2 separate regions of the Mus musculus genome follow, and region 2 is linked to region 1. The links are chromatin loops, found by intact Hi-C in ENCODE. Cell type or tissue: left cerebral cortex. All regions are shown on one strand. Links, peaks and the distances in the headings refer to the core of each region. The heading gives the core; the rest is flanking DNA. Region 1 holds the start of Rmnd5b (required for meiotic nuclear division 5 homolog B). Region 2 holds the start of Phykpl (5-phosphohydroxy-L-lysine phospholyase).

Evidence for each region. Hi-C counts contacts between places; a loop is a spot of excess contacts. Peaks named below come from ENCODE experiments on the same cell type or tissue, not always from the same donor. Only the 100,000 strongest peaks of a DNase experiment are listed, where the experiment ranks them.
Region 2: a loop joins it to region 1, with 9 times the contacts of the local background. A loop is called at or near these places in 1 of 42 quality-filtered maps.

What each region holds. Positions count from the first base shown.
Region 1 is chr11:51,627,680-51,643,651 of GRCm38, forward strand. Rmnd5b (required for meiotic nuclear division 5 homolog B) reads right to left here and starts at 8,217. Exons shown (of 10, transcript NM_025346.1): 1 at 7,911-8,217; 2 at 1,797-1,982; 3 at 201-346; 4 at 1-83. The coding sequence starts at 1,935. N4bp3 (NEDD4 binding protein 3) reads right to left here. Exons shown (of 5, transcript NM_145974.3): 5 at 15,410-15,972. The coding sequence ends at 15,942. In left cerebral cortex, for the core only: CTCF peaks have their summits at 7,952, 8,842 and 9,947 (motif pointing right); DNase peaks (open chromatin) are centred at 8,203, 8,857 and 10,440; H3K4me3 peaks cover 2,233 bases; H3K27ac peaks cover 2,474 bases.
Region 2 is chr11:51,578,129-51,594,100 of GRCm38, forward strand. It overlaps Col23a1 (collagen, type XXIII, alpha 1), which reads left to right. Exons shown (of 29, transcript NM_153393.2): 28 at 1,447-1,485; 29 at 1,936-5,797. The coding sequence ends at 1,938. It overlaps Phykpl (5-phosphohydroxy-L-lysine phospholyase), which reads left to right and starts at 6,653. Exons shown (of 13, transcript NM_028398.3): 1 at 6,653-6,751; 2 at 7,386-7,504; 3 at 8,433-8,592; 4 at 13,271-13,345; 5 at 13,878-13,965; 6 at 14,041-14,157; 7 at 15,476-15,558; 8 at 15,788-15,972. The coding sequence starts at 6,693. In left cerebral cortex, for the core only: CTCF peaks have their summits at 4,797 (motif pointing left), 6,407 (motif pointing left) and 6,606; DNase peaks (open chromatin) are centred at 4,806 and 6,602; H3K4me3 peaks cover 1,547 bases; H3K27ac peaks cover 1,365 bases.

The sequences.
Region 1 (15,972 bases), core at 5,314-13,313:
GCCATCTGCAGGATCTGCTGCTGCTTCTCACGGGAGTCCCACACAGCATCCGAGACCACGCCGCAGATCTCAGAGTCGAAGTTCTAACAGAGGAGAGAGCGGTTTGTGACTCGGGCACTCATACATGTGTTCCTGCCAAACCAGTACACACTAGCTCTGTGCTGCTCCCACTCCTAGACCCTGGACACTCACACACTCACCCTGTCAATGGCTTTGCCCACTCGAGAGACGCTGCTGTGAATGTCCTTATGGTCGGAAGCCAGTTTCTGGACTGTGTCTCTGATCTTCCGACAGCACTGGGACATCACAAGGGACAGCGTGGCTGAGAGAGGGGTGCCCTGGAGAGCTGTGGAGACAGCAGACTGTGTCAGGAGCAGGAGGCAGATCGTGGGCAGCTTCTGCAGCAGCCTGTCTGCTTCCTACTACATGTCAGTGTGGCAACCCAGACCCAGAGGACAGCCCTGCATGCCAGAGTTAAACACCTGCTTCCAGTCTGTGCCCAGCTGCTTATTTTTTAATCTCACTGTGTAGCTCTGGCGGCTCTGGAACTCACTCTGTAGACCAGACTGGCCTCTAACTCACCGAGATTCTCCTGCCTCTGACTCAAGAGCGCCAGAATCATCAGCTTCTGGGTACTCAGATGTCGGGGACTTGGAAATTGCCATGTCAAACAAACCACTAGTTTGTTTACTTACTTTTTTAAAGATTTATTTATTATTATATCTAAGTACACTGTAGCTGTCTTCAGACACACCAGAAAAGGGCGTCAGATCTCATTATGGATGGTTGTGAGCCATCATGTGGTTGCTGGGATTTGAACTCAGGACCTTTGGAAGAGCAGTCAGTGATCTTAACCACTGAGCCATCTCTCCAGCCCCCTTGTTTACTTATTTTTTAAGATTTTTAACAACTGTAGGGTGTGGTAGCATACACCTTTAATCATAGCACTTGGGAGGCTGAGGCAAGTGGAGTTCTAGGCTGGCCTGGTCTACATAGAGAGTTGCATAACAGCCAGAACTATGTAGACAGACCCTGTCTCAAACAAACAAAAAGACTAGTTAGTTGCACAGGGGTTGAACTGTTGGGGGACAGAACATGATACACATATGTGCCCTGATGCACACAGGAGATGAGAAGACACCTTCCATGAGTTTCTCTCCTTCCACCGTGTGGGTCCCGGGATTCGGTCATCAGGCTTGTCAGCAGGTGCCTTGTACTTGCTGAGCCATCTCTCTAGCCCACAAGCCAGGACCTTGGTGACTTCATTTTCTCAGCTATAAAAGTCTAGGATGCTGTGAACGACGACTTTGCAGCTATGTGCCTTGGTTTTATCTCGTGTATTTTTATTGGCTGTGTGCAGGCTTTCCTGTGAACCGGCAGATTAAACTCAAAGGTTACCCTGACCTGGCAATCCCACTTCTAGGAGAAATGGAAACACAGAAAGCCATGTGTGGAACTCTTCAGCATTCTTCAGGATAGCACAGAAAGAGCAACAAGCCAATTTCCATCCACTAATAGGTACAGAATCCCACACCTGCATACCACAGGCTATCGGTCAGCCATAGCAGATATGATGTGCTGATACATGTTACAATAGAAATGAACCTAGGAACATAAAACTGTGAAAACAAGCTGGCAATGTTAGTGGTTTCAAGTCATTAATCATTTCTGTCAGGTTTTCTGAAGGAGCGGAAGCTTCCTTTACTACCTTCAAGGAAGCCCAGGGATTCGTGTCCAAGGCTTCAGCACCCAGTAAGTAGCCCGTGCTCACGTGGTCCCCGGGGATGGCCACCCACCTGCACTGGCCAGCTCGGCTCTCAGCTGGCCCACGGAGTGCAGCAGCTCCTCCAGACTCTGCTCGCAATGCTGCCCGTAGGTTAGGAACTTGTGCAGGACCTTGTCCAGCTCCCTCTCCACACAGGCACACTGCTCCATGGCGGCCTCTGCCTGGTGATGTCAACTGGGTCAGGCCAGTGTGGATCCTGGTGGGGTGGGGTGGCGTGGAGGGGTGTTATGCTTCCCATAACGTTTCTTCAGATCCCCTCACCCCTCCTGAATGATAATAATAAATCAGTTCCCCTGCTAAACAAGGACAGGGTTGTTTTGTATTGTGGTCACGCACACACTGTCAGCTGGGTGTGGCGACACACGCCTTTGATCCTAGCAGAGGCTGGTGGATCTCTGTGAGTTCAAGGCCAGCCTAGTCTACAGATCGAGTTCCAGGACAGGGCTGTTACACAGAGAAACCCTCTCTTGAAAAACAAAAACAAAAAGACAAACAAAACAAAATTACTGTTTCCAACTTTTCGCTGTTATCTTTGTATTACTTATATGTGTGCGCGTGGGTGCCAGAGGAAGTCAGAGGCAGACTTCTGATCGACAGGCAGTGGTGGTGCATGCCTTTATCTGTGAGAGCTCTATGACAGCCACGGCTACACAGAGAAACCATGTCTCAAATCTCCTCCCCCTCTCTTGGAGCTGGAAAGCTGCTCCATATGGGAGCTGAAAACCAACTGGTCCTCTGCAAGAGCAGCAAGAGCTCGTGACTACCAAGCCATCACTCCAGCCTCCCTTCCTAATGCACAGAGCCACCGCGAGTATCATCGTTTTAGACTGGGTTTTTCATTTCTCTGGTCTGAAGCTCGCCAACTGAGTGAGGCTGGCTGGGCAGTGAGCACCAGAGATCCTCTGGCTTCCAGCTCCCTAATACTGAGATTACAAGCATGAACCACCACACCGAGTGCTTTATTATATTTTATATGTGTGGGTGTTTTGCTTCATGTACATATGTGTACCGTGTATGTACAATGTCTGCGGAAGCCAGAAGAGGGTACTCAATCCCTTTACAGGTAGTTATGAGCCACCTTGTGGATTGGAAAATCAATCCTGGACCTTCTAAGTGCAGCCAGTGCTCTACCTGCTGAGCCACCTCTCCAATCCCAACAACTGGCTTTTTTTTTTTTTTACAGGATTCTGGGTATCATATTCAGGTCTCACAGACCACCTGCTTCAGAGGCTGAGCCTCTGACACACCCCCAGTTCCTTTCTTACTCATGGCACCCTCAGCAGGCTGTATGTCAGAACGGCCTAGGTTCACACTGCGTGTATTTTCATATGTTCACTATAGCCACCTTCCCTTTCAGTTGCTGGAACTGGGTTTTCATGTACTGCAGGGAGCTAAGCCATGAAGGCAGAATGGGTGTTAATTTCAAGGACAGTTTCGGGAATACCTGCCTATTGTGGGACCTGTGTGCCCTCCTCGGCTGTCTGCCTACGGACAGCTCCTTGTATGTGGGCAGCCAGCACCCTTGCTCTCACAGCTCCAGACCCTGGAGCATGATGTGGCCTCTCCATGGTTGAGTCCTCCAGCCCAACTCCCCTGTTGCTGCAGGCAGCTAGCCCTCGCCTGACCTACCTGATGTCCTCCACTCTCACTCTGCATCCTTAGTTCCCATCACTGAGTGACTGACAACCTGGGTTCTGCCTCCCTGCCACACCAGACTCTCACTTGCTCAGTTATGCCATGAAAGGTGTATATGGTAGTTGTGTATGATATGTATGCTTGTGTGCATGTGTCTGATTACAGGCACATAAGTGCATACCACAGTGTGAGCACAGAGGTCAGAGGCCAGCCTCGGATGTCAGTCCTCTCCTTCTATCTTGTTTGAAACAAGGTCATTTTCTTGTTCACTACTGTATATTCCAATCTACCCTAGGCTCGGGAGCGTCCAGCAATGGTCCTGACTCTGCCTCCCATCTCACCATAGGACTGAGCGAACGCTGGGACTAGCTGTCCTCTACCATGCTTGGCTTTACGTGAGTTCTGGAAATTCAGACTCAGGTCCTTATGCTTGTATAGCTAGCAACACTGAGCCAGCACCCAGCCTAAAGTGAACGCCTCACTGCGGGCTCTTCCCCTCCACTCTGCTGCCCCCTTTTTGAGTAGCCTGCAACATGGAGTATACAGATACTCCCCAGAATGCCAGCAACAGAGTAGAGCTTCTGTACCCGCACACAGGACTAGAAATAGAACTGAGTTATGTGTCCCTCTAAAGGGATCATTGAAGCCAGTTCTCTCAAAAGTGGCATCACAGGAAGCCAGTGTCCATGGTGACCCTGGGATCTTCCCACTTCCTGTACCCTCCTAGTCCCACAGGCACCACCCATCTTGGCTTTCCCAGTTCAAGCCTACTTTAGTCATCATCTCCTTCCCAGATGGTGACAAATGACAAGGAAACAGTGCTGGGCCCTGGCTGATACCATCTGACACACTAAAACTTGTGATCACACTGGCCAGAGAAATCAGACCCCCCAAAGTCAGACTCTACAGTTATATTATGGATAAAATGTAACAGGGACTCCCACTTAAAATGATATAGTTGTTTGGCTTGGTAATAGCTAACATTCCCCAGAGGCTCATTATGTGCTAGGCTCTGCTCCAGTGACTTCACCCATTAAATCACTCACTTCTCACAACACTATGAGGTAGGTACAGTTATTAGACCCACTATGCAGCTGAGAAAATGAGACCAGGGAAAGATAAAATAAACACCCCAGGGCCACTCAGCGGGGGAGCGGAGGAGTGGGGACTGAGGAAGCCTGGTGTCTGGTTCTAGGCTGAGGTCTTCTCCTCAAGTACTTTGCACAACAGGACCAACAGAGCTGGCTGCTGTCCCAGCAGGAAAAGACAGCTGTGTGTGAGAACCACTGGGGTGAACTCATAGGGTCTCTCAGCTATGACAACAGGAAGGTAACTGGAGCAAGCACAAACCACCAGCTAGGTAAGATGGCAAGAAAAATATGACGGCCAAGAGTCTGGTTAACAGAGTTACAGTTTTTCAAAGATTAACATGGCTCAAGGACAGGACCTCATCGTGGTCAAAATGACTGGCTTTGCCAGATACCAACTGATACCAGGACTATCAGAGGGAGGCCTTGAAACTATGAACAAAGTTGAGGATGAGCCAGGCCAGTGCTCAGTGGGTAACGCTTGCCACCCAGCCTGGTGATCTGAAAATGATCATGGGAACAACAGGTAGAAGGAGGGAGGCCTCACGGAGCTGTTCTGACTGCTCAGTGCATGCCATGGCAGTGAGGCCCACCCCCAGTAAGTAAAGACGTCATTTTTAAAGCAGAGGAAAGCCGGGTGTGGTGGCCTATACCTTCCAGTTTAGTGGTTGGGAGGAAGAGGCAGACCGACCACTTTTAGTTCCTGGCTAGCCTGGGCTACATAAGAAGAAACTGTATCCTGCCCGGTGGTAGTGGCACACACCTTTAATCCCAGCACTTGGGAAGCAGAGGCAGGCTGATTTCTGAGTTCGAGGCCAGCCAGGTCTACAAAGTGAGTTCCAGGACAGCCAGGGCTACGCAGAGAAACCCTGTCTCAAAAAAAACAAAACAAAAGAAGAAGAAGAAGAAGAAGACAGGAAGGAAGGAAGGAAGGAAGGAAGGAAGGAAGGAAGGAAGGAAGGAAGGAAAAAGTGAAAAGAAAAAAAAGAGTCTCTGTACATGTCCAGTAGACAACTTTTTGTTCTGCTTTTTTTTTTTTGGTTTTTCGAGACAGGGTTTCTCTGTGTAGCCCTGGCTGTCCTGGAACTCACTTTGTAGACCAGGTTGGCCTTCAACTCAGAAATCCACCTGCCTCTGCCTCCCAAGTGCTGGGATTAAAGGCGTGCGCCACCACGCCCGGCTTTGTTCTGCTTTTTAAAAACGGATGTATTCGTGCTTCTGATCTGGGCAGAAGCCACATTCAGACAACTTTGTGCAGTCAGTTCTCTCTTTCCACCTTTATGTGGGTTCCAGGGATTGAACTCAGGTCACCAGGACTATGTAACAAATATCTGTACTCACTGAGACATCTTGATGATGCTATTTTGTTGTTTTGAAATGGGTTCATGCTGGCCTCAACACCAAGCATGCCCTCCCCCAGGAACCCCCACCCCGACTGAGCTGCACCCCAGTCTACTGTGCACTTGTTTGTTTTCAGATCTCTCTCTCTCTCTCTCTGTAGACCAGGCTGACCTGGAACTCAGAGATCCGCCTGCCCCTGTCTTCTGAGGGCTGGGATTAAAGGCGTGTGCCACCACCCTGTTCCAACCTCAGCTTTTTGTGTTGAGTCAAGAACTCCCTAGACTGACCAGACTGCCCTTGAGCTCATTCTGTATCTCAGACTGACCTTGAACTTGGAATCCTTCTGCATTAGCCTTCCGAGTAGCTGGAATTACATATCATCAGGAATGCATTCATTTTTAATTAATCTATTGATTTTTCAGGGCCAAGCCCCCACACATGCTGGACAAGTGCGGAGCCACAGAGGGTGTTACACCCAAAGCCCTGCTTCTCTTCTTTATTTCATTACACCCACTCACTCCCATAAGCACCCTCTTCACACCTCTGCCAACTCAAGTTAAACCCAGGCTCCCAAAAGGTCACCAATCACCTCTCTCTCTGAAATCCAGGCTGACCTTGAATTTACAAAGCTCCACCTGCTGAACTAAAGGCATGTGCTACGTCCCTGGTCACATCCACCATTTTATATGGCTTCCTGGGCTCCAGCTCAGGCCTCTTCTCACGGCTCTATCTTCCTTGTGCACCCTTCTTTTCTGCATCACAAATCTGATGTGTCGGTTCCACACACTTCCACATCCTCCTGACTGCTTCTTCAGATGTGTCTCAACTGGACTAGCAGCTAAACAAAGCCTGGAGACTGGTCTTGTCCCCTCCCTCCCTGCAGGACCTAGCCCATCACGGGGCTGAGTAGGCCTAACTGATTAAACAATACCTCCATTTCCTAGCCTTTGGCTAAGAAGGCCTGAATCAAAAGCTTCCAGTGGATAGAAAGAGATATGAAGGAAATGTTAAAACTTCACACTAGAGGGGCTGGAGAGATGGCTCGGTGTTTAAGGAGGACTTGCTGCTCTTGCAAATAGCCCAGATTCTGTTCTCAGCACCCACATGGCAGTCACAACTTCCTGTAAGTCCAGTTCTAGAGACCCTGAAGCCCTCTTCATCCACTGCATCTCGTGGTGCACAGACACACATGAAGGCAAAAGGTCCCCATACACCTAGAAATAAGAAGTTTAAAAAAAATATCTGTTGGGTGTGGTGACTCACACCTTTAATCCCAGAACTAAGGATGCAGAGGCAGGCAGATCTGTCTGACTTCAGACTGGCCTGGTCTACACAGTGAATTCCAAGACAGCCAAGGCTATGTAGAGAAATGCTGTCGTCATCGTCGTTGTCATCATCGTCATCATTATAAAAGAAAATAAATAAATCTGAGGTTGGGTATGGTGGTGCAGGACTTTAACCCACCCCACCCCCCAACACATGGGAGGCAGAAGCAGATGCATCTTTGTGAGTTCAAGGCCAGCCTGGTCTACTTAGAAAGCTCCAGGGCAGCCTAGGCTATAAGAGACCCTGTCTCAAAGACAACAAACAAACAAACAAAAGAAAAACAAAAGTTCTATCCAAACAAACTCCCTGGTGATGCTCACTCCAATGACTCTCCCCATCACTTGCCACACTCTACCACCACCAGCCTTTCTGTTCCAGGGTACATCCAGTTTATTTCTGCCTCTATCCTCTTCTCGGAACACTCTCTCACATCTTCCCATGGCTGGCTCCTTATCTAGGTCTCCACACACGTGTCATCTTTTCAAACCACAGTATCGAATGCCCTGTATTTTACACTCAAACAAATCATATCCCTACAAATACTAGAAAGTTTCACATTGTCACTTCTTCACCTAAAACTGAAAGGACAGGAAAGCCCACCATTTACCCTAGGGGCATGCCACGACCCCGACTTGACCCGCATAGTAGTGCAAAGACTGACAAACTCCTACTTATCCTCCCAGAGACCCTCCTGCAGTGCCCTGCCGGAACCCCGCCACCCACTGGCTGCTTACCTCTGACTCAGTCAGGTGCACTAGGACGGGACGTCGGAGTCCGGGCGACTCCACCAGCCCTTGGAGGGTGTGGCCGACGACTGCTCCAGGCTTTGGTCGGGGCGCCCCGCACCCCGGGACCGGGAGCCGGCAGGCTGTCACCTAGTCTTGCAGCTCAGCCCGCTTCCGGCGCCGCTGTCATCGGAACCGGAAGGCGCGGCGGTTGCCTCTCGGGTGGGTCCGGGCTCGCCCATGCGTGGTGTCGCGGAGCGTGGGGAGACAGTGTGTCTCGCCCGCGGCTTTGCAAGGAATGCCGAATGAATCGTTCGCCGGAGCCAGGCAACAGTTAGCGCCTGCGCAGTGCCGGGACGCCTGGCCTCTGCGATCCGGAGCAAACCTGGGTTTCCGCGCGTCAGAACCACCGACGGGTTGTCACGAGTTTCTACCGGAAGTATTAGCTGGCGCACCTGCCTAATCCGGGCCCCCAACCACAGTAAACTAGGTCTTAAATGTCCAGGCTGGGATAGGGGACACGGAGGCAGGACGAGCGCCGGGAGTTCCAGGCCAGTCTAGACTACAAAGCGACACTCTGGCTCAGAAAATAAACAAAGCTGGGTATTGTGGTACCCGCCTATAATCTTATAATTATAAGAAGATCAGAGATCCAGGGATACAAAGTGAGTTAGGCCAGCCTGAGCTACGACAGAGAGAGGGGGAGGACAGGGGGAGGGTTAAAGTACACGCAGGTCCCTTGGTCCACCCCCAGCACCCGAAAAATGAACATTTTAAGAGACCATTACATGTATGTGGTCCAGTGATTAAGTATTTCCTGCGATGCATTTTGAACTAGCAAATAATGTTAAAGGAAGAGTCTGAGGTAACAGGGAAAGTGCTTGCAAAACAAGTGTGAGGGGCTGAGTTGAGATCCCAGGTACTGTTAGAAAGCTGGCTCGCACCTACTGGCGCGGGCCTGTAATTGCAGGAGTGGGGTTAGCAGAGACTTAAGGATTCTTGTGTTTGCCTGCCAGCTAATGTAGCTAAAAAGCAGAGCTCTAGGATCAAGAGAATAAAGTGGAGAGTGTTGGAGCGAGACTCCCCAAATCCTTCTCTGGCCCTCACACACTTGTACAGGCAAGCACACCCACGTTCACATCACACACACACAATTTTTAAGAGTTCGGTTTTTGTTCTTACGGGCTCACCTAACCCTATGCATCCATAGCCCCCAGCCCAGCTGCTCTCTGTAAATAGCCCCTCTTTAGGGGCAAAATGAAATAGGGGTTGTATACATGCCCTAACTAAAAAGAATGAAGGAGCCGGGTGTAATGGCACACACTTTTAATTCCAGCACTGCGGAGGCAAAGGCAGGCAGATCTGAGTTTGAGACCAGGAAAAAAAAAAAAAAAAAGAAAAGAAAAGAAGAAAGAACCGGGCAGTGGTGGCACATGCCTGTAATCCTAGCACTTGGGAGGCAGAGACAGGCGGATTTTTTAGTTCGAGGCCAGCCTGGTCTACAGAGTGAATTCCAGGACAGCCAGGACTGCACAGAGAAACCCTGTCGAAAGAAAGAAAGAAAGAAAGAAAGAAAGAAAGAAAGAAAGAAAGAAAGAAAGAGAAAGAAAGAGAGAAAGAAAGAGAGAAAGAAAGAGAGAGAATCTTTTGAGAAAGGGTCTTTGATACCTACCCAGGACTGGCCTTGAACTCCTTACATCACGAAGGACCTCTTTCTACCTTCTGTGTACTGAGATTACAGGTGTGTGCACCATCACCTGGGGTCCTCCAGCAACTCATGCACTCCCCTCTCCCCGCCCCCGTTTTTTTCCTTTCTTTTTCTGGCTTTTCAAGACAGGATTTCTCTGTGTAGCCCTGGCTGTCCTGCAACTCACTCTGTAGACCAGGCTGGCCTCGAATTCAGAAATCTGCCTGCCTCTGCCTCCCAAGTGCTGGGATTAAAGGCGTGCGCCACCACGCCAGCTAGGCAGGGTTTTTTGTTTGTTTGTTTGTTTGTTTGTTTTTTGTTTTTATGAGTACACTGTTGATGTCTTCAGACACACCAGAAGAGGGCATCAGATCCCATTACAGATGGTTGTGAGCCACCATGTGGTTGCTGGAAATTGAACTCAGGACCTCTGGAAGAACAGTTGGTGCTCTTAACCGCTGAGCCACCTCTCCAGCCCCCAGCTTCTTTTTTACTGCAGGTTTTCCTACAGCCATTACATGCTCCTCTTTCCGCCTCCTCCACCTTGCACAATCTAGCTTTGTTTTCTTTACAGCCTTGGCTTGAAATCATGTGTTTATGTGTTGATTTTGCTTTCTTGCCCCTATCTCCGCCTCCCCAACTTTTAGAATAAAAGCTCCATTGGGCTCAGGACTTTGTCTTCATCGCTACTGGAACATAGTGAGCCACAGAGATGCTGGGAGCTGACCAACATTCTCTGCTTAATAAAAGAGGAAGCTGTGGCTCACAACCTGCTGAAACACAGCAGGGAAGAGGGCGGTGCAAAGAGGGAAGTTAGCCCGCAGGGGCATCGTGACCCCAGCATCCTGGAGATGCCTGGCGGTGTCTCAGAGCTTGGGTGGTCCCAGCCCTACGCGGAAGTCGCGGGGGCGAGGAGTTGAATGAGCTCTGCTTAGGGCGAAAAGCCAGAGCTGAAGAACCCGAACCCCAGCCGGCAGGACCTCACAAGCTTTCTAGAAAGCCCCAGGCTTTCCCACTTCCTCTCCCACCCTGCCTCACCATCAAGCAGGGTGTGAACAAAGCCGGCTTCTACCAGAACCTGGAGCGGCTTACATTTAGGCTTTTGAACCCTTGTTGAGGCGTGGCGGGCCTCGTGTTCTGAATTATTCTGCACTTTTCCTGTGCCCGAGTTTTCCAATTCGTTTGATTCTGTTGCTCGTCCCTCGTTCAGACTGGACTTTTGGTTTTTGTTGGAGGAACTTGCTTTAAGTGGAATAACCAAAAGCTGTTTCTTTAGTATCTCCTTTCTTTTGGACCAGTTTCCTAGGATTTTTTTTTTTAATTTAAAAAGAAGAATAAAACGAAACTAGGGAGACACTTCAGTTGCTAAAATGTCATGCAAGCTTGAGGACCTGAGTTCAATTTCTGCCGCCCATTAAAAAAGCAAAAAACAAAACAACTTCCTGTAACGCAAACCACTGGGGAGGCATACAGTAGGTTCCTGGGTCTTGATAGCTGATGAGCATAGCTAAATCAGTAAGCCACAGATTCAGTGAGAGCCCCGCTCTCAAAAAAGATGGAGAGCAATTTAAGAATAGACTCAATGTTGACCTTTGACCTCTACACACACAAACAGGAAAAAACGTTGATGCTTATTTTATTTTACAAGGTAGTGCAAATGGTGGCTTACTTTGCGCCATATTCAGAAATCAAGCCAAACAGTTCTGCTTAAACTGTGTTCTTTCCATAGGCCTTCCCTTTATCCTGTGCGATTTTTGCAAAAATATGATTTATTTCTGGATCTCTTCATAATTGTACTTCACCATTTTTCTATTGTTTTTCTTGTTTTGCAATGTGTAAAGTTATATATATATGTGTGTGTGTATGTGTGTGTGTATGATTAAATACTCATTAAAAAAAAAAAACCTACAAAGCATTTTGAGAAAGTAGCCTGGGGACTATAAATGATGCACTTACATTCAGGCAAAACACACATATAAAAATAAAATCCTGTTAAAAGTGAACATAGTGAATGAATATGTGCCGGGCAGTGGTGGTGCACGCCTTTAATCCCAGCACTTGGGAGGCAGAGGCAGGCGGATTTCTGAGTTCGAGGGCAGCCTGGTCTACAGAGTGAGTTCCAGGACAGCCAAGGCTATACAGAGAAACCCTGCCTTGAAAACAAACAAAAGTGCACATGTGAGCCAGGGGAGAATGGTATATGCCTTCAGCCATTAGGAGCAAAGCACCCAGTGACACACAAGGCAGCTGAAGCATCATGGTGTGGCCTGCATCCTCCCTGGAGGAACGCCCCCCTCAGGATCACAATCTCCTCGTCTTAGGCAGGTTCTTACTACCTTTCTTCTTGTTCTCCTGAGTTGTATCAACCATGGAGGCCTCTGTTGATCCCACTGCACCATATTTAAGATCTTCTGGATTACCTATCCTCTGCTTAAAACTATGTATTTTATGTGTGTAGGTGCTTTCTCTGCACATATGTCTGTGCCAGTGAAGGCCCGACGAGGGCCATCGTATTCCCCAGGCTTGGAGTTACAGGTAGTTGTGAGCCACTTTGTAAGTGCTGGGTATAGAACTGGGGCCTCTGGAAGAGTAGTCAGGGTTCTTCTGCTGAGCTATTTCTCCAGACCTGTGTCCTCTGCATCCCCTCCCTGGGTCTGCTATCTAGAACAACATTCACTAGTATGATCACTAGTGTAGACATGTCTCCCTCCTCCAACAGAAGACAGTCTTCCTTCCCTGTGAACTGTATTTGACCCGTGGTTTCAATAGTGACTAAGTGCTAGAGCCTTGAACTTGTCACTGATCTGACCTAGAACCAGTGCCCATGAATGGCTCAGAATCAAACCATGACCCAGGCCCTCACCTTAAAGCTAGACTGTGGAGGAGTCTGGTCACCCTGCTTCCATGGTCCACCTTTCTCACCCCTACTTTCTGGGGTTGGAGCCGGAGCACTCGGAAGCAAAATGGAGGTCACAACCCAGCGTTGGCAATGTTCACAGCCCAGTGGAGTCAGGCAAGCCAACAGTTAGAGCACTAGAAACACCTGGGGGAGACAGTAGTGGAGGGGCTCTACAGTTTCAAACCTCTAAGAAGCAACAAGCAAGTGCTGGCTACCTCTATGTGGGACCGTGGAATCGGGGCTCCACTAAGGGAGCCCAAGCTATCTTCCCAGTCAAGCTCAGGACCTACTCAGGACCCCCTCTTCTTCCCTTTCCCAAAGGCTCCAGAAATTAGTGTCTTCCTCCTGTCAACTTTGGTTTTGGGCTGGGACAGCCCACAGTGGTCTGACCAGAGAGCCAAGAGCAGCTGCCAAGATCACTGAAGTTGGAAGGTCCTAGAAGGCTGCTGGCATCAAGTGACAGGCTAACAGGAAGAAATGTCGTGTGAACTGGAGGGATCTGAGGCAGAAAGCTGGGAAGTGTGAGATGCTCACTAGATTTCCACATAAACGGCTGGGTCAGGGGTCTTCTAGAAGCAGCAGGGACGGGCTCCTCCGGTAGCTGTGACAGTGACTTCTATGACCAACTGGCCCCAGAGCCACCCAGCCTGCTTGGGGACCAGGGAACTGGTTTGCCAAGGAAGGATGAGCTAACAAGAGATCTGGTTCTGGGCTGCCCTCCCCCCCTCTACATCTGGGCCTGGCCCTGGTTTCTGGCACCACTGCCAAGTTTTGGTACCGCCCACCCACCCCCGCTGGCTCTACTGGCCAACCCAGGTCGTAATTGCTGGGTGGGGAACTGCACTGTGGAGTGGGTACTCCAAAAGGTGGGCACGTGGGCACCTGGCCTGACTGGCTTCTGGCCCTGCTGAGGAAGTAACTCAGACTTTAGGCTAACAACTGACTTATTAGGGGAGACCTCCTCGGGACCTAGTAGCCCAGGGACTCCTGTTTGCAGGGACCTATGAAATGGAAGTGGGTATCATGGACTGTGGGGATTAGCTTACCTAACCCCCAACTTCTGGTGGGAACCAGGACTCAGGTGTGGGCCTACGTGTCTCAAGCTACTCCCAGAGGACTATCTGGGATGAAGGATCTACCTAGTGTGACCAGTACAAAGGGCTGGAACAGTCAGGAAAAAATGGAAGGCAGAGGGTCAGGAAGCGCGCCTGGCTTCCACCCAGGAGCTGGCTTTTAGAGCCAAAGTGACACACACACACCCCCCCCCTTGGACACACCCACCATCCCCAAGAACATCTACACACACCTGCCACTCACAGATCGTAAACACAACTTCCACACACGAAACAACTCACACACCCAGTCACACACCCTAAGAAAGGTGGGGCCCATCAGTCAGATCAGGTGTCACAGGCCACAGCTGGGCATCTAAACCGGGCCACCTACTTGCTGGACCTCAGAGGCTCACAGACATGGACCGAGATCAAGAGATCTGTGACACTTCGGAACAAAGGATTCTTGAATGGTTCCAAGGAAGGTAAAGGAGGCAAATGAGTGGCTGTGTTCAGTTGGGCAGGTGGATCTCTGTGAGTTCAAGGTGATCACAGTCTACAAGCTAAATCCCAGGACAAGAGCTACGTAGAGAGACCCCATCTCAAAAATCAAAATAAGAAAAATGGCTATTAGACCCTCCCTCCCCCCACTCAGAGCAGGGAAACACACTGAAATTGTCTTGTGTCCCCAAGACCACCTGTGCCCAACATAATACCAGGCAGACAGTATGTACGTTTGTGGTAGCTAAGTAGCTACTCCTATCACGCATCTGTAGCAAGTGGTTTCTCTCTAGAGGAAGAGAGCCCAAGTGGAGATACAAGGCCTATAAGCCCAGCGTTTAAGAGGCAGAGGCAGGATTTTTGAGTCCAAGATTAGACTGGGCTATACTGGGAGACCCTGTCTAACACAAGGAAAAGGAAAGGCGGCAGGCTAAGGTGGAACAGGTCTCTTAATTCCAACAGGTGAGCAGCAGAATCAGGTCCGTCTGGGCTATAGGCCTACATAGCAAAACCCTGACTCAAAGGGAAAAAAAAAAGAGGAAAGAAAGAAAGAAAGAAGAAGCCGGGCATGGTGGCGCTCACCTTTAATCCCAGCACTCGGGAGGCAGAGGCAGGCAGATTTCTGAGTTTAAGGCCAGCCTGGTCTACAAAGTGAGTTTCAGGGCAGCCAGGGCTATACAGAGAAACTCTGTCTCGAAAAACCAAAACAAACAAACAAGAAAGAAAGAAGAAAGCAGGTAAGGTAGGTGGTAGGCAAAGGAGGTATCAGCTGCATCCGTCCCTAGCCCAAGGGGAACAAAGCCCATAGGATGCTCGCCACTGCTAAGGTAGGGGTGTCTGAGGGTTTCAGGGACCTGGGATCAGCTTTAGCTGGAAGCGGAGATTTAAAAGGTCAGCTTGGAGACCAGGTACAGAATGAGGGACTCTTTCCCCAGAACTCTCTAGAACACAAAGCAGTACTAATGCAAGATAAAATACCCCACAGGCCTCTACCGCTAATCCTGGAAATGACCAGAGTTCCTGCACCTGCCTCTGGCCCCCATGCCATGGAGGGAGGGGCACACCACAGCTGGAGGTGGCAGAGCCCACGGGAGCTTTTACATATTACAGAGGAAGCTGTCTTGAGCTGGCTCCAAACCCAGCAGCTGCCTGGGCACCCAGGATCCAGACATCCCACCAGAAAAATACTTCATGTTCTGCAAATGCCTGTCGACCAATCCTTTTGTTTCCCCTGGCATTGTTTCTTCTCAAACATCCGATGGTGTCGAAGAAAGCGCTTGCAGCCCACACAGCAGCTAAGGCCTGTGGGGGTATGGGAGCAAGGAATAACATTCCTCCATTTTCAAACACATAAGACCAGAGACTGCAATGGGGTATATTCTTTCCATTGTTGGGAACATAGAAGGAACTACAGCCTAGGTCCAAGGCCTGGAGCACTGACCATCCAGGAGCCTCTGGCCTCAGGCCAAGGACAATCTTATCAACTAGGCCTCCTCATAAAAACGTGCTTTTTATTCTGGAGGTGGCCAATCTTCCCAACCCTGGCTCCTTCCATGGAGGAAGACCTCAGGCCAGGTCACATGCCACCCTCCTCCTCTCCTGCTCTTCTGCATCGTGGGGCTGAAGCTTGGACGGCTCCAACCTACTTTACCAGGCCACACCCACTGTTGGAAGCAGGGCTAGACCCTCCCTGGGTGTGGTTCGCTGCTAGCAAGACTTTGCCACAGCTTCGGGAGCAGGTACCCTATCCATCCCATTGCCCGCTGGAGCCCTCCACGGGGCGGGCGTCCCATCCCTGATCTGGCCTCTACAGATTCTGCCTCCAACCAGTGCAAGGGAGGAGCCTGCCATCTCAGGGTATCTTCTGACAGTATGCCCACTGTCAGCACACTTGGCGAGCCTCAGATCTTGGAGGACTCCAGCCGGGGACTC
Region 2 (15,972 bases), core at 2,787-10,786, 52 kb before region 1:
GGGGGATAGAAATTTTGAGGCCTCTGCTACATAGAGAGTCTGTCTCAAACACAGGCAGCCGGGACTAAGGAAAGGCTCGAGTAGTAAAGCGCTTGCCTTACATGTCTGAGTTCATATTCCCAGAACCCACATGGAAAGTTAGGCATGGTGACGTGTGCTGTTGTGGTAGAGACAGTTAAATCTCTGGAGCCCGCTGGCCAGCTAGCCTCACTTCCATGCCAAAGTTCCAGGCTAATTGACACCTTGTCTCAAACAAAAGTTAGAAGTTGCCTGAGGGCCTGATTTCCACACTCATGTATACACACACACACACACACACACAGAGAGAGAGAGAGAGACAGAGACAGAGACAGAGACAGAGACAGAGACAGAGAAGATGAAGAAGCCAGTCCTGCTTCCACAGAGCCTGGACCCAGACTTCCTCCAAGTGAGTAAGCCTTTGTCTTTAATACAGGAACATCCTCGATGTGGAGGCAGGCAAGGGGCGCCAGGCTCCCCGGGCCTTGTGAAGGGCATCAGGCCCTGCCCTGTGGTACGCAGTCTGGCTGCTGTGTGCTGTGTGTGCAATGCTGGAACTTTTGGGCTGCTTTGGGCTTCTGGTTCTGGTCCCTCTCTTCCTCATTTCTGCCTTCTGGTGCATTCCAAACTTCTCCTCTCCCCATCTTCTGGTTCCCAAACTGTGCCCCAGCATGGACTTGGAAGGGGCTGGGTGGGGGGGGGGGGGTGCCGTGCATTTTCCCTATACCTGTGCTTCAGAACAGAGTGGAGTATTTATGCCTCAGGCTCCCCCAGGGACTTTACATTTTTTTAAAATTAGGTATTTTCCTCATTTACATTTCCAATGCTATCCCAAAAGTCCCTCATACCCTCCCCTGGGACTTTACATTTTGTTTGTTCATCTCCAGCTCTCCAACCTTCCAGGCCTCTTTATGTCCAATGGTTGGGTGGACATTGTTGGGGTCTCCAGACGACCCCACCTTTAATGCCCAGAGTTCACCCTGATGACAGTCTTCCTCCCAGATCTGATCAAAGTGGAGAGATGCCACTTCCTGTACCCTCACTCAGAGGCCTTCCTGCCTAGAGCTCAGGGCCCCCTGGATGTCACTCCTGGGAGGCAGGAAGCTTTGCTATCCCTTCGCAGGACCAGGCCCTCTTCTGGCTGGCAAGAGCCTGACACAGTGCCCATTATGTCAGAGCGTCCTGTTTCTGCCCACTATTCAAGTATCCCCACAATGCACCACGAGAGAACAGGACAAGTTTAATGAGGGGACACAATGTCCTCAGATGACAAAGGAGACACCCATCCAGCCCTGCCTCAGTGGAGTCCAGTGGCTTCAAGTAACACCTGCTTGGCTGCATCTCCCCTAAAGTCCCAGGAAGGGGTGGGGAAATATTGAGAGGCCATTAGCCTCCCACTCCTGTCACTTAAACCTTTTTCTTTTCCAGGGCCCCGATGGGTTGCCTGTGCCTGGTTGCTGGCATAAGGTACCGTACAGGAAAGGGTCTCTAGGGTGGGCCTGGAGGAGTTGGAATGAGAGAGTTAGAGAGTCAGAGAGGACCCATGGGGGACCAGGCACCATCACGAAGAGGTTAGAGTCTCTACGCTGCTGTCTCACACAGTGACTGAACAGTCATGTTTCCCAAAGATGTTTGTGACTTTTTGGTCACATGGCCAAGGCTTAGAGCTTGGTCCTGGCTGATGTGTGTTATCTGCCTAGCTGGTCATCTGGATCTTGGATAGCATTTGGCCCTACCAGTTCAAAACCATCAGGGAGTTTCCTGGGACTTATTTTAGCTGTCCCACTGAAAGGGGTCTGGAAAGAAAGGGAGGCTATGCTTGTTCCTGAACACATCAGCAGGGTAGACGTAGCTAGTGGGGACCACAGGATCTCCCCAGACTCCTCCATCACCTTCCATCTCTCCCTCCTTTTCTAGTGATCCTCAGACATAACCCCTGACCTGTACAGATCCGTTTGGATGTTTTGAACTCATGTAAAAACAAAACAGTAATATATTGAACTTCTTTATGGGATGCGCCAACTGTGGCCATGTAACATTTGCAAGTGTGCCAACCAGCCCCTGGACAATCTGCACAGGAAGCCAGCAGGAATGCGGACAGGCTGCTCTGAGGAAACTTCTGTTCAAAGGCCCTGGGTAGGGCCTGGCTTTCCCAGGGAAGATGACGAGGGTGAAAACGCCTGGCTCAGGTGAGGCTGGACAGACTCCAGGTTGGGCTCATAATCACCTGATTAGCAGAGACTTGCAACAACTGTTTCCTGAAACCCCACTGCCCCAGCTTCTCACTGTCCAATAGCACCCCCTTGGACAACTGCTGTAGCCTCTTGCTTCGGGACTGTGCCGTAGGCAGCTGCACTGGGGCCCTATGTTCAACAGGGCCAGCAAAGATTCCTAGAGTCCAGCACTTGGGGAGAAGGCAATGGGAAGAACCCGAAGAGGGCCTTGCTCCACCCAAGTTCAGCACGCTTCCAGAAGCCACCCTGACACGGGAGCTTGTATTCTCGGACCTTGGGAAACAGCAGGCTCTGTGGATACCTCAGTGTAAAGCCAGCTTCCGACAGCCCAGTGAACCCTAATGGTAAGATGAAGAGACCCATACCTACTACTTACTACTTCCAGTCTCCTTACCGCCTCTCCCAGAGCAGGAACTGGAAAGGACTTTGTCAGCCTGGAGGAGACAGGCCTCTTGTTCAGAACTTGTGTCTCAAGTCTCCCACCTAGACCTCTGGTCAGCCTGACAAAAACAGGCCTCCTTAGTAAATGGTACGGACACCATGAACCTGAAGGCTGATCCCCCAGCAAGCCTGAGCAAAACACCTGTGACAGAAACCCCTGCCCTCTCTGGGGGGGATTGGGGCTTGAACACTTCTAATGAAGGTTCCTAGCTCCTGCTCCATTCATGGCTTCACAGCCCTCCTCATGTAAAGGCGCCATGAGTAATAAACCACAAATGTGTGTCTGGTGTGCCTGTCGCTTACAGACTTCCCTGGTCACCTCTGGGTGAGTTTTATTCCGATGGTTACTAGCTGAAGAAGCAAAGGGGCTCTCCTTGGGGGTCAGAACCTTCCTCTAAATCAGGGGATATATTCAGGGTAGGAGATAAGAAGATACAGGCTCAAGATCTGAACCCACACATGCCAGCAGAATCCTGGGACTGGCCACATCCTGTCACTGAGTCCTCTGTATCCCCTTTTGTTATGCTCAGCAAAGACACCCCAAATTTGTTGCCTCAAAATGTCCATTCTCTCAGTTCTAAGGGCTCAGGGGCTTGCCTGAATAGGCCTCAAGTGGATTCCCCCTCATCTGTCTGTCAGCTAGGATCCAATGACAATGACACCTACCAACCTGTGACTTTTCTGCATGGCCTGGACTTCCTCACAGCATGGCAGCAGGATTCCTAGAAAGCTGTGTCACCTCATATGACCAAGCCTTCAGAGTCACATGCTGCCACTTCCTGCCAGAGCCAGAAATTTACCCCACTTGAATTAGAAGACAGACCCACCTCTCAATGAGGAAAGTATCAACGTCATGTTTAAATGAGAAAATATGGGAGAGTACATTTCGTTGTAGCCCTCAAAAACAAAATAAAATAAAATTAGCTCTCTTGTAGCCCAGGCTAGCACTGAACTCACTATGTAGTTCAGGATGACCTTAAAGTTCTGGCCCTCTACTCCTTGCTCTATCTGCTCCAGTTACAGTTGTGCACCACTGTGCCTGACTTCTACAGTGCTGGGATTCAAACCTAAGGCTTTATGCCTGTTAACATAAGCACTTAACCAAAAAAGCTACAATCTTAGCCCTTGTTACGGCATCTTAAATAACACCACTCATCTGTAGCATGAGACAGTAATGCTCAAAATTCAGGTGTGGTTCAGTAAGATTCAGCTCTGTGGAATATACACAGAGAGCCTAGGACAGATCAGACACCTCACTGTACCTGTGGCTGGCTGTCCTCGCTCTATCTGCTCCAAGACCAAATAGTAATCACGGTCCTGCAGAGTGGGCCCATGTCTCCCCCTAACTTGTCCTTACAGCAAACTGAAGAAAGATGCCCAACAAATGTGCCCATTTTCATAGATGACAAAACCAAGCTCTTTCCCTGTGTGTAGAAAAGACAGGAGCGTCAATGACAGTGTCTCTGTCCCCTTCCTCCAAGGGCAGAGATCCAAGGAGGGCCACACTCCCCAGACTGTACACATGCATTCCTTGCTAAGCAGAGGCCCAGCCACACACAGCTGATGTCAAGTCCCTACCTCTGTCCCCCTGAGGAGCTGGCAAAAAGCAGCAGACCATGTTCTCTGCCACACTGGGTCAACTAGGAAACCAGATAAAAGAAAAAGAAAAAGAAAACAGATGTAGTGGACCAAGATGACTAAGGTGGCTCACTGGTAACAATGCCTGCTTTGGAGATGTGACATAGCCTCCCAAGCCCACCACAGCCTACAGTCAACAAAGCACTCCTCCTTCATCCTAAGAACAACATCGTTAGGGCTGCAGGGGTAGGTGTCACTGTGTCCATTTTACATATAGGAAATCTGAGGCTCACAGTGCATAGTTATCTGCTTAGAGATACACAGACAGGCGAGAGTGACAGGCTTGGGACTGAACCCGTGCTCTCGGAGGTCCCCTAATTTTTCTTCAGGGTTGTTTGGCAACATATGGAATCTGCTAGGCAGACCCCTGACGATGGGTGGACAGCACGCAGAGCTTTCTAGAGGCTGACGCCCCAAACTCTCCCTTTCACCTCAGGCTGCCCTGGGCCATTCTTGGCCCATTACTGCCCCCGTGTGGACTCATACCTTGTATCCTTGCAAATGGACATGCAGAGCCATGGAGTGTCCTGTGCCAGCCTGAAGTGAGGACAGAGAGAATGAGTTGTTCAAGGTCCCAAGTGAGACGCTGGGGAGTGCCCTGCCTCAACAATGAGGCTCAAGGACTGAGAGGAGGCCTTGGTTCTCCCTACCAAGAAGGCCAGTTCTCTTTGTAATTATTTGTAAGTCAAATAATTCTGGAAGGGAGGTATCTGTTTATTGAGTCCTTGACTATCCTGTGTTCCATGCCGCTAAAGAAACCAACGAGATGACTGTCCCCATGGACAGATGGCTCTGAGGCTTGAGAGAAGCGACCTTACTAGATTCCCTGTCCTTAAAGCTTTGAGTTGTCACAGGATTGGGGGACACTCCTGGCATTCAGAAGACAGTCGAGGTTAGCATACACCTGAAATCCAGGACACTGGACACGCCCAGTAGTGAAGCTGCTCACTGTGAATGCCAGCTGAGGAAACCCTGCTCTGGATTCAAGGGTTGGGCAGGGGAATGATTGCTTGTTGGTTGAGACAGGGTCTCAATACATAACTTAGGCTGGTCCCAAAGTTGCAGCTCTGCCTCAGCTTCCCAAGTGCTGGGATTACAGGCTTGCACCACCATGCCCCCCACTACATCCAAGTCTTGTTCAGTCCCTTCCTCCTTTCAGCCTGTGCCTTCTTGGCCTCCAGGGTTGCCTTGAAAGGACAGATGCCAGAAAATGGAGAGAGGATGGGACCAAGGACAGGAAGGATAGGCCTTTTCTGAGCAGGAAGATGGACTTTTAGGTAGGTTTATGGTTAAAAACATGAAATACCGCTCAGTTGGGGAAGATGGAAGGGCTCTGTGACTGGGTTTTGGTGACAAGATGCAACATTGAGAATGTACTAATGCCACTGAATTGTATGTACCCTTCAAAATTGCTTGTTTTTTTATGTATATTTTACCACAATAAAAACAAACAAAAACCACAAGAATACAAAGCTGTTCTTTAATAAGTGCTGTAAGCATTTTGCAGTTTTCTAGGGAAGAAAAGAAATAAGCTACTGGAGAATGGGGCAGCGGGCTGGCATGTGAACAAGACTGCCCCAGTCTGCTGAGGGGCCTTCTCAGGCCTTTGTTCCAGGGTTCATCAAGACAGTCAGCTCCAGCGCTCAACCCATAAGGGAGTATCCCTTCTCTCCCACCTCCGGGACCACAGAGGTCTCTTGTCACTCAGTGTGCTAGGTAAGAGTTCAGGAGACCTTGTTTTAGTCCGGCCTCTGCAGCGGGCCTATTGTGTGCCTCGGAGCAAAGCCGTTCTTTTCTGGGCCTGTTTCCTGCACAGTACATAAGGTAGGACTCAGAAGTTTTCCAAACCTCTTCCTATCTGCCCACTGCAAAATTCTCTTCCTGTAGCGACATGTCAAGTTTATCCTGTCTAATCCTAGCAAGAATTTCTAGAGATCTCCGTGGTCTGCCCCAGCAGTGGCACCGAACTCTACAGCGCCATGCCAGGAAGGCCTTTGTCCTTCCAGGGTGCCAGTAATTTACCCTCACAGGGTGTCACGTTATCAGCGCAGAGACAGCAACCTGCTCGGGCGTGCCCCGCCGCAGTTTAGAGTCCCGCTCCACCTGGCGGTCTGGGGACACATTCCTGGGAGGGAAACCTCGGGCGTAGGAGAGAAGGGCGAAGTCCGACCATGGATCAGCGGAGAGTATCCGCCCGTGATGACGTGAACTGCAAGCTATCTCGCTTGCAAGTTCCGTAAACGCCCGGGAAGGGAGCTCCTGGGGGCGGGACCAGCACTGAAGCCCCACCCAGAGCTGACGTCGCGGGCGGAGGCGGAGCTAAGCGCGCAGCATCTGGGTACTGGCTGACCGCTCGGCGCCATGGCCGCGGACACGCGCGCCAAGGCCGTCACTCTGGACCTGAGACGTCGGCTGCTCAGGTACCGGGTGTGGGCTCCGAAAGCGCGTATAGCGCCCACCCCGAGTCCCTGATTTCCCCGCCTCCCTCAGCCTACTAGAAGCGGCCGTGAACCACCCCGCGACTCCGGGGCGTCCCCTGTCCCGTGGAGCGAGCTTTGCCCCTGGCAGCCACCTGCATAAGGAGCTGGGCCTGGCCTGGGGGGCAGTCATGTCACGGGCAGGGTTACAGGAAGTCTGCTCTTGGCCTGTGAGGAGTATCCTCGGTGCCACGTGGAGAGAAGCTTATGGTTGGAACTTAGGACTGGAGCTAGCCATTACTAACGGGGACAGCAAGGCCACTGGGTTGGCAAGGAATGTTAGGGGCTGAGATGCAGCTCCTAACAAGGGGGTTTTCTTCAGGAAGCCATTCCGAAGCCCTTTTCACTGGGACTGGAGGAGTCTCAGTGTGCAAGCAAAACTGAGAGGGCCACAAAGGCTTAGTTTTGTCTCAGAAACTTTCTGCTCCGTCCTGTTCACAGGAATGGGGAGGCAGGGAAGTTCCACCGTGCCCTGCAAGCTTTTGTCCATCCCAGAATCAGGAAGGAGTGAAGGGGGCTGTAATGAGTGGAGGTCAGTCTTCAGACAGGGTTGTCGATCCTTTGCCTGTCCCCACAGCTCTTCCTGCAGACTCTTTTTTCCTGAGGATCCTGTTAAGATTATCCGAGGCCAAGGGCAGTACCTGTACGATGAGCAAGGGCGAGAGTACCTGGACTGTATCAACAACGTGGCTCATGGTCAGTATGACGCCTCTCACCCTTGGTGAGACAGGGGAGGAGGCTGAGGCCATAGATCTGACTGATAGCCTGGGTTGAACAGAACTGAATCGGATGCTCAGGGGGGCACCCCAGTCTTTGTGAAAAGACTCCACACCATAGCTGTGCTAAACCAGGCAGGCCTGAGAGGTTCACATGCCAAGGTCCAAGCTGCACGTCCCACGTGGAACTCACATCAAACCAGGCATATATACAGTCCACCCATCCATGACCACAAATGTAGTGTGCTCATCTTGGCCTCGTGCAGGGTGCTGACAGCAGGCCTTCACCTCTATTGACTACTATAGGGGTAATAGGAAACTTTAGTATGAATTCAGCCAACTGGGCTACCACAGCTGTTAGAAGGCACATTGCAGGCAGGTAAGGGTTAAAACCCAGGACTCTCCCAGCACTCAGGGCACAGAGGCAGGGGGGTCTCCTGAGTTAACAGCCAGCCTGGCCTACGCCTACATAGCAAGTTTCAGGGACAACTAGGGCTTCACAGAGAGACCCTGTCTCAGGAGAAATGACTTAATCCTGGGCCTTTTTGGTAAACTCACTGCCCGGTGTTGTAGGTAATTGTGTTAATTATTGCTACCTTGCTTTGACCATGTTGGCACGTGAGCTCTAAGAATGCAGATGCCATGGCTGACCCTCTGACAGTGCCCCTCCAGCTGAGTCTCAAAATACCTCTCTAAAAACCTTTGTTTTCTAGATAGCATTTCTGACCCTCTTTTCCTTCTGCTGGACTCTCTTCTGGGCTCCCCCGCCCCATCATTAACTCCCCTCTTTCCACTTTGCCTTCGTTAACTTCGTCTCCCCTGGATGGGTTTGCAGATAGAGCGGAGGGGGCATCTGGTGGGGCTGGCTGGGTGACGTCGGCCACTTGATGCAGATGCCCCTCTTGCAGTTGGGCACTGCCACCCTACCGTGGTCCAAGCCGCACATGAACAGAACCTAGTGCTCAACACCAACAGCCGCTACCTGCATGACAACATCGTGGACTATGCCCAGAGGCTGTCGGAGACCCTGCCGGAGCAGCTCTCTGTGTTTTACTTCTTGAATTCTGGGTAAGTGAACAGCAGACAACATGCTGTTGAGAACAAGTTCAGAAAAGAGAATCATCCCTGTGGGTGCAGTGCAGAGAGCTTGGGAGCGTGGAGCCAACTTCATGGCGAGGCTCCTGGGCTTCTAGGTTGTAGATCCTAGAGCTCTTTCTGTTGGCTCCCATTTCTTCCTTTGTAGAGGACACCACCGCCTCCCTTCTAGGCACATTGGGACTTAGTGAAGTAATGGGTTTATTTATTCCTTGTGGATTCAGCCCTCAGGTGGCTCAGCAAGCTTACAGGACACCAAGTAATTCTTCAGAGAAATGTAAGATTACAGAGAACATCTAGTGGTTCCTCAGAGAAATATAAAAGTATGGCAGTGTCCTTTTCCGAAGCAAGAATACTAAATAATGAAGCCTAGAAGCAAGCAGCAGGGGACCTGACTTGACTGTGCCTCTGTGTAGATGCTAAGAGCTCCTGGGGAGGTAGCTAGGGGAGATGGAAGGAAGGAAGGGTGCTGTCACTTTGGGGAAAGTCTGCTTGTCCAGGTTGGTCACCACCTGGCACAGCCTGGGCAAAGGCCCTGTGGCATGAAGGGGCAAGGAATGTTGTCAAACCAAACAAAAGAGGAAAGAGTGAGCAGGTCCTGGGAAAGGGTCCAGGGCTACAGTCAAATGGAAGGAGCTGTTTTTATCTTCAGGCCACTAGAGGCCAGGCAGTGCTGGCAGACATTTTTAATCTCAGCAGAAGCAGGTGGGTCTCTGTTGAGTTCAAAGTCAGCCTGGTCTACAGAGGGAGTTTCAGGACACATAAAGAAACCCTGTCTCAGGAAACAAAAACAATGAAACACTAGAAAGCTCCTGGTTGGTTTTGTTTCTCCCTCGTGCTGATAAGTGTTTGATGTGTATCTTTGCCATGTGTCAGTGTTTGCCTGCACGTGTATCTATCCATCATGTCCATGTCTGATGCCCAGGGAGGCCAGAAGGTGGATTCGGATCTCCTGGAACTGCAGCTATAGGCAGTTGCGGGCTGCAGCGTGGGGACTGAAAACAGGTCCTATAGAAGAAAGAGCAGCCAGTGCTCTTAACAGCTCAGCCATCTCTCCAGCCCACCCCCACCTCCCCTGCCCTCATGAAAGGCTTTAATCAGGAAGGTGATGTTACAGGATGGGAGGGCAAGTGTTGGGAACGGGCATGGGGAGTGGCAGTGATGACAGAATTGGGAGGAAGGTCATCACGTCTGAGTCTGAAAGACCATCCCAACAAGTAGCATTTGGGTTACAGTAACAAGCTCAGACACCACTGCCACTTGGTCTTCAGTCTCCTGAAGAACTTCAAAGTAGAACTTACCTTTTTCATTTCACAGATAAGAAAGCAAACCAACTTGATAGAAGCCCTTACCTAGTGTGCAAAAGCTTTTCCATCCCTAGTACCACGGTATAAAAAGCGAGAGAGGGGAGAAAGAGGAGAGAAGGCTAGGAGACAGAAGAGGCTCCTAGGCTGGAACCTCTTGTAGAGAAAAGGGACCTGGGCACACACAGGTAAGGCGGTGCCTGCTGGCTGCCTTCCTCCAGCAAGTTCCTTCCGTGTGGATTCCAGTGACTTCACAATGTCCTGTGGCCTCTCTGCTCCCTTCCCTGTTTCTCAGCAGTGTGACAGATGCTTTCTCCTCTTGCTTCCAGGCTCTGGTGTCTGGCCACTCTTCCCCTGCTCTGTGGGGCAGGTCCCACTGTTTCCCCCTGTGGTCTCATCTGTCTGCTTAGAATAAATGTCATCCATGTGCTGACTTAAAATTCTGTATCACAGCCCAGATGGCTCCAGAGTTAACAGTAGTGGCTGCTTTTCCAGAGGATCCAGGTTTGATTCCCAGAACTTACCTGCCACTCACAACTCTAGATCTATAACTACAGATCCAAAGAATCCAATGGGCACCCTCATAGACACCAGGCACACATACAGGCAAAATACCCACACATATAAAATACATTTTTTAAAAATAATTTTCTTTTAAAGATTTATTTATTATATGTAAGTACACTGTAGCTGTCTTTAGACACCCCAGAAGAGGGCATCAGATCTCATTATGGATGGTTGTGAGCCACCATGCTGTTGCTGGGACTTGAACTTAGGACCTTCAGAAGAGCAGTCAGTGTTCTTACCCGCTATGCCATCTCTCCAACCCCATAAAATACATTTTTTAATTGAAATAAAGAGGTGGGGAGGCTGCAAAGACGGCTCAGTGTTTAAGAACACTTGGGTGTTCTTGCAGAAGACCCAAATTCAGTTGCCAGCACACCCATTATCAGATGGCTCACAAGAATCTCCTGTAACTCTACCTCAGTGCCCTCTTCTGGCCTCCTTTGGCACTGCACAAAACACACACACACACACATACTTCACATAAAAATAAAAGATTTTTTTAAACCCCAGATGCAGAATCTGATGCCCTCTTCTGGTGTGTCTGAAATCAGCAACAGTGTGTTCATATAAATAAAAATAAATCTTTGCTGGGCAGTGGTGGCACACGCCTTTAATCCCAGGACTTGGGAGGCAGAGGCAGGCGATTTCTGAGTTTGAGGCCAGCTTGGTCTACAGAGTGAGTCCCAGGACAGCCAGGGCTACACAGAGAAACCCTGTCTCAAAACACAAATGGGGCAGGAGAGGTGGCTCGGCAGTTAAGAGCACTGACTGCTCTTCCAGAGGTCCTGAATTCAATTCTCAGCAACCACATTGTGGCTCACAACCACCGGTAATGATATCTGACGCCCTCTTCTGGTGTGTCTGAAGACAGTGACAGTGTACTCATATACATTAATAAATCTTTAAAAACAAAACAAAACAGATGCTTACAGTGTGTTCCGCTTAAGGTTCTAAGTAAAACTCTGGCATCTGACAGTCATTTCCAACTTCACATACTCAAAAACAACCAAGAATTGCTTTCTCCTGAACATGTTGGCACACACCTTTAATCCCAGCACTTTGGAGGCAGAGGCAGGCAGATCTCTTGAGAGTTCAAAGCCAGCCTGCTCTATATAGTGAGTTCTAGACCTGGCAGGGAAACAGTGAAACCATATCCAAAAAAAATTAAAATAAAATAAAATAAATGTTAAAATAAAGAACTGCCTTCTAACAATGCTTATGTGAGCTCTCAGTACTGGTTTACCCTGGTGCCCTACTCTCCCGCACACACATACACACACCATCCACGTCCACTCTCTCTTCCTAATCTGCCCCAGGATCTCTCTCTCTCTCAGCTCATCCCCATGACTCTCATCCAGGCAGCCTCCCGGGCCTTCTTACTCCCACCTCATTTCCTTTAGAAACAGCCTCCTAAAATGAGGGCAAAGTCACATACTTTCTGTGCTTCATCTTTTTTTTTTTTTTTTTTTTGGCTTTGCATGCTGCTGACAAGGAGATAATCCAGGCCCTTCTCAGCCCCTGGAGCATGGCCCTACATGTCTCACCACTTTCTGCCCCAGCTTCCTTGCCCTGGCTTCCTTTCCTCAGCTGCCCAAGCAGACCAAACAGAACAAGACCTGTGTGGTCTGCTCCAGAGTTCTAGAATCTTCCTTGGGACTGGGACTTTGCAGAGCTATCACTGGCCCCACTGTAATGATGGCTAGGGTAGCCATAACAAAAAGATGCAGACTTGGGGCTTAAGGAATAGAAATGTATTTTCTCTGGTGGTGTGTGCCTTTAATCCCAGCACTTGAAAGGTAGAGGCAGTGGGGCTGGAGACATGGCTCAGCGGTTCAGAGCACTGACTGCTCTTCCAGAGGTCCTGAGTTCAATTCTCAGCAACCACATGGTGGCTCACAACCATCTGTAATGGGATCCTATGCACTCTTCTGGTGAGTCTGAAGATAGCTACAGTGTTCTCATATAAATAAAAACTAAATAATTCTAGAAAGAAAGAGAGGTGGGGGGGGGAGAGAAGGGAGGGGGGGCAGAGGATCTCTGTTCGAGGCCAGCCTAGCCACACAGTGAGTTCCAGAACAGCTCAGGGCTATGTAGAAAGATTCTATCTCAAAAAGAAAAGAAAAATAAATATATTTTCCCAAATGCCCGGTATCTCTGGGAATCCAGGCCATTTCTCATACATACATCAATCACACTGGGTTGAGACTTGCCCCCGGGTGCTTTCTTTACACTAACCTGCTTAAAGGCCTTCTCTCCCAGCAAAGCCTCATACAGTGCATTCTGAGGTACTGTGAGTTATGGCTTCAACAGAGCAGTTTTAGAACACAGCTTACCCCATCACACAGTTACTTCCATGGAGCCTCATTTGGGTCTCCTTCAGACCCTATGCCCAGTGTTGGCACTTAAAGAAATGAGCACTCTGTTTTCACTGTTTGGCTTTCAAGATGGCTATACATCAGGCTCTGGCTCTGGTGGTGGTGCACACCTTTAATAACAGCACTTGGGAGGCAGAGGCAGGTGGATCTCTTGAGTTCGAGGCCAGCCTGGTCTACAGAGTGAGTTCCAGGACAGCCAAGGCTACACAGAGAAACCCTGTCTTGAAAACAAAATGTAGATGCATCCAAATGCAAGTTTCTAGAGGGCACTGTCTGCTTCACCCTGCTCCTGATGCACAGAAGCATCTGGATGTTTGCCAAGGGAACGCTCTCGATCCTGGAAGAGTTCCTCCTCCATGGGAAGCACTTGGGTCGTCTGAGCCACGCCCATATTTTCTTTCTCAGGTCAGAAGCCAACGACCTGGCCTTGAGACTAGCTCGACAGTACACGGGACACCAGGATGTGGTGGTATTAGACCAGTAAGTACAACTCACTGCCCTGTTTCTCCAGAACCTGGGCTCCACAGGCCTGTTAGGGGTCAGTGAGTCTCTAACATTGGGCCCATGAGAAGAGAAGGATGCAGGGACATTAGAAGCCAGTGAGGTATGAGAACCTGACTCCAATGACACTTCCCTGGAGGCCTTGTCTACAGTCCACCCTTCTAAGAGAATGAAAAATCAGCCTGCAGCACTTGGAGATTCAGCTGACTGAGCCAGAGACCAAAAGGCATTAGAAATGAGTTAAGATTTAAGATGTCCTATAACCCTATGCCCCTACTTTACAGAGAAGAAAACTGAACCTAGAGTGGTCAGATGACTAGAACTGTGTGACATGCCAGTAAGTGGCCTTCAGGAAGCCACCCCAAGCCTGCTCAAGGGCTCAGTACCTTAGTCAAAAAGATTGGCTTTCCATGTGTTTTGTATTAAAAAACGGTAGATAATGGTTAGAGCTGTGCCAGGAGTAAATGCCACCATTTACCCAGGCCTATGTCCTTTTCCTCCTTCTCTCTAGTGCTTATCATGGTCACCTGAGCTCCCTGATCGACATCAGTCCCTACAAGTTCCGGAATCTGGGTGGCCAGAAGGAATGGGTCCATGTGGTATGCATACCCACCATCAGCAACAGGTCAGTCTCCATCCCCAAGCCCGGATGACATGGAAGTCTCTCCCTACAGGCTCCTCTCCCAGACACCTACCGGGGCCCTTACAGGGAGGACCACCCCAACCCAGCAGAGGCCTATGCCAACGAGGTGAAGCACGTCATCAGCAGTGCACAGCAGAAGGGCAGGAAGGTAACCACATCTTGGCCTGAGCAACTTAGTGAGACCCTATACAAAATAACTTAAGTTTTTTAATTATTTCAGTGTTTTGTGTATATGGGTGTTTTGCCAACATGTATGTCTGTGCACCATGGAGGCTAGAAGAGAATGTTGGATCCCCAGGGACTATAGTTATAAATGGTTGTGAGCTATCATATGGGTGCTGGATATTGAATTCAGGTCCTTTGAAAGAGCAGGCATGCTACCACTGAGCCATCTCTCCAGCCCCAAAATTTTTTAAACAGTCAAAAGAAAGACTGAAAGCCTGGTATGAGTAGCACACATCTTAAATCCCAGCTCTCAGGAGGCAGAAGCAGATAGACAAGATGAGGAGACCTGAGGACTGGCTGTTTTCTCACTCTTGGCTGATGTATTTTACTGGGGCAACCTAGAGACAGGGACCATGGGGCTGCCTTTGCAGGGTAGTCTAAGGGGAATCTGTGGAGAGACAGATAGTAATGTATACCCTGGGAGACCAAGGCCTCTGCCTCCCCACAGTACTAGCAACTGGGTTTTCTAAGACTGAAGCAGTTACCAGAAAACAGTGTTTGGGAAAGGAGAAGCCAGCAGAACCAGCTGAGGTTCTGCTGTCCTCCACAGACAGTTCTAAAGAACCAATTTCCCAAGATGACCATAGTGGAGCATGCCTTTAATCCAGCACTTGGGAGACAGACATAAGAAGATCTCTGAGTTCAAGGCCAGCCTGGTCTACAGAGTGAGTTCAATATAGCCAGGGCTATACAAAGAAACCCTGTCTCGAAAAACCAAAAGATAAGTAAATATAAAAGAAGCAATTTCCCATTCCATCAGCTGTCCAATGTGCCAGAGAAGCCTCCAAAAAAGCCCCAAGAGTAAACACTATGCGGAAATCACACATGGGTAAAGGGTTTTAGGTTAGACAGATATGCCCTCCATGTCTGGATTGAAGCATCCTGAGAGCAATATGAAAAACAGAAAAAGGCATCCCATAAGACAGCATCTTCAGTAGCCAGGGACAAGAAGTGGACTCAGATGTGACAGCCATGAGACAATGGGGGTCACCAAGACATGTTAAAGGAAGGTGTAGTTAAGGATAGAACTACATTTTTGTTCTAGGGAGGGTGAAACTAGTGCTGGTTACCACATGGAGACAGGGGAGAAAAGGTTTAAGGTGGTGGTGGGTTGCATATGTGAATTTAATTGACTGGAGCAAGCCCAAGTACAAGGGGCTAGAGACATTAAGAGGGTGATGCATACCCTTAGATGTGACACAGCACGCAAAGGAAGGGGCACTGAACTGTCTCATCCACAGATCGCAGCCTTCTTCGCTGAGTCTCTGCCCAGTGTGAGTGGACAGATCATTCCTCCTGCTGGCTACTTCTCCCAGGTGGCTGAGTGAGTAGACGGGCAGGCTCTGCCCAAGGGAGGGCAAACTGTACCTGGGTTTCCTGGGGTCAATTCCAAATCCCAACTACAGTCCAGCCTGCCTGCCAGAAATTTCTGAAACAAAACCCGTAAAGAAATAATGGCCCAGAGAAGGCCAACCATAGGCCCAAGGTGAGGACTCAACCTCCCAGCTCCTTGTCACCTCAGCACAGCCCTGTTGGCCATCTGTCCTCCACAGGCACATCCACAGAGCCGGAGGGCTCTTTGTGGCAGATGAGATCCAGGTTGGTTTTGGCCGCATAGGCAAGCACTTTTGGGCCTTCCAGCTGGAGGGAGAAGACTTTGTTCCCGACATTGTCACCATGGGCAAGTCCATCGGCAATGGTCACCCTGTTGCCTGCATGGCCACTACCCAAGCTGTGT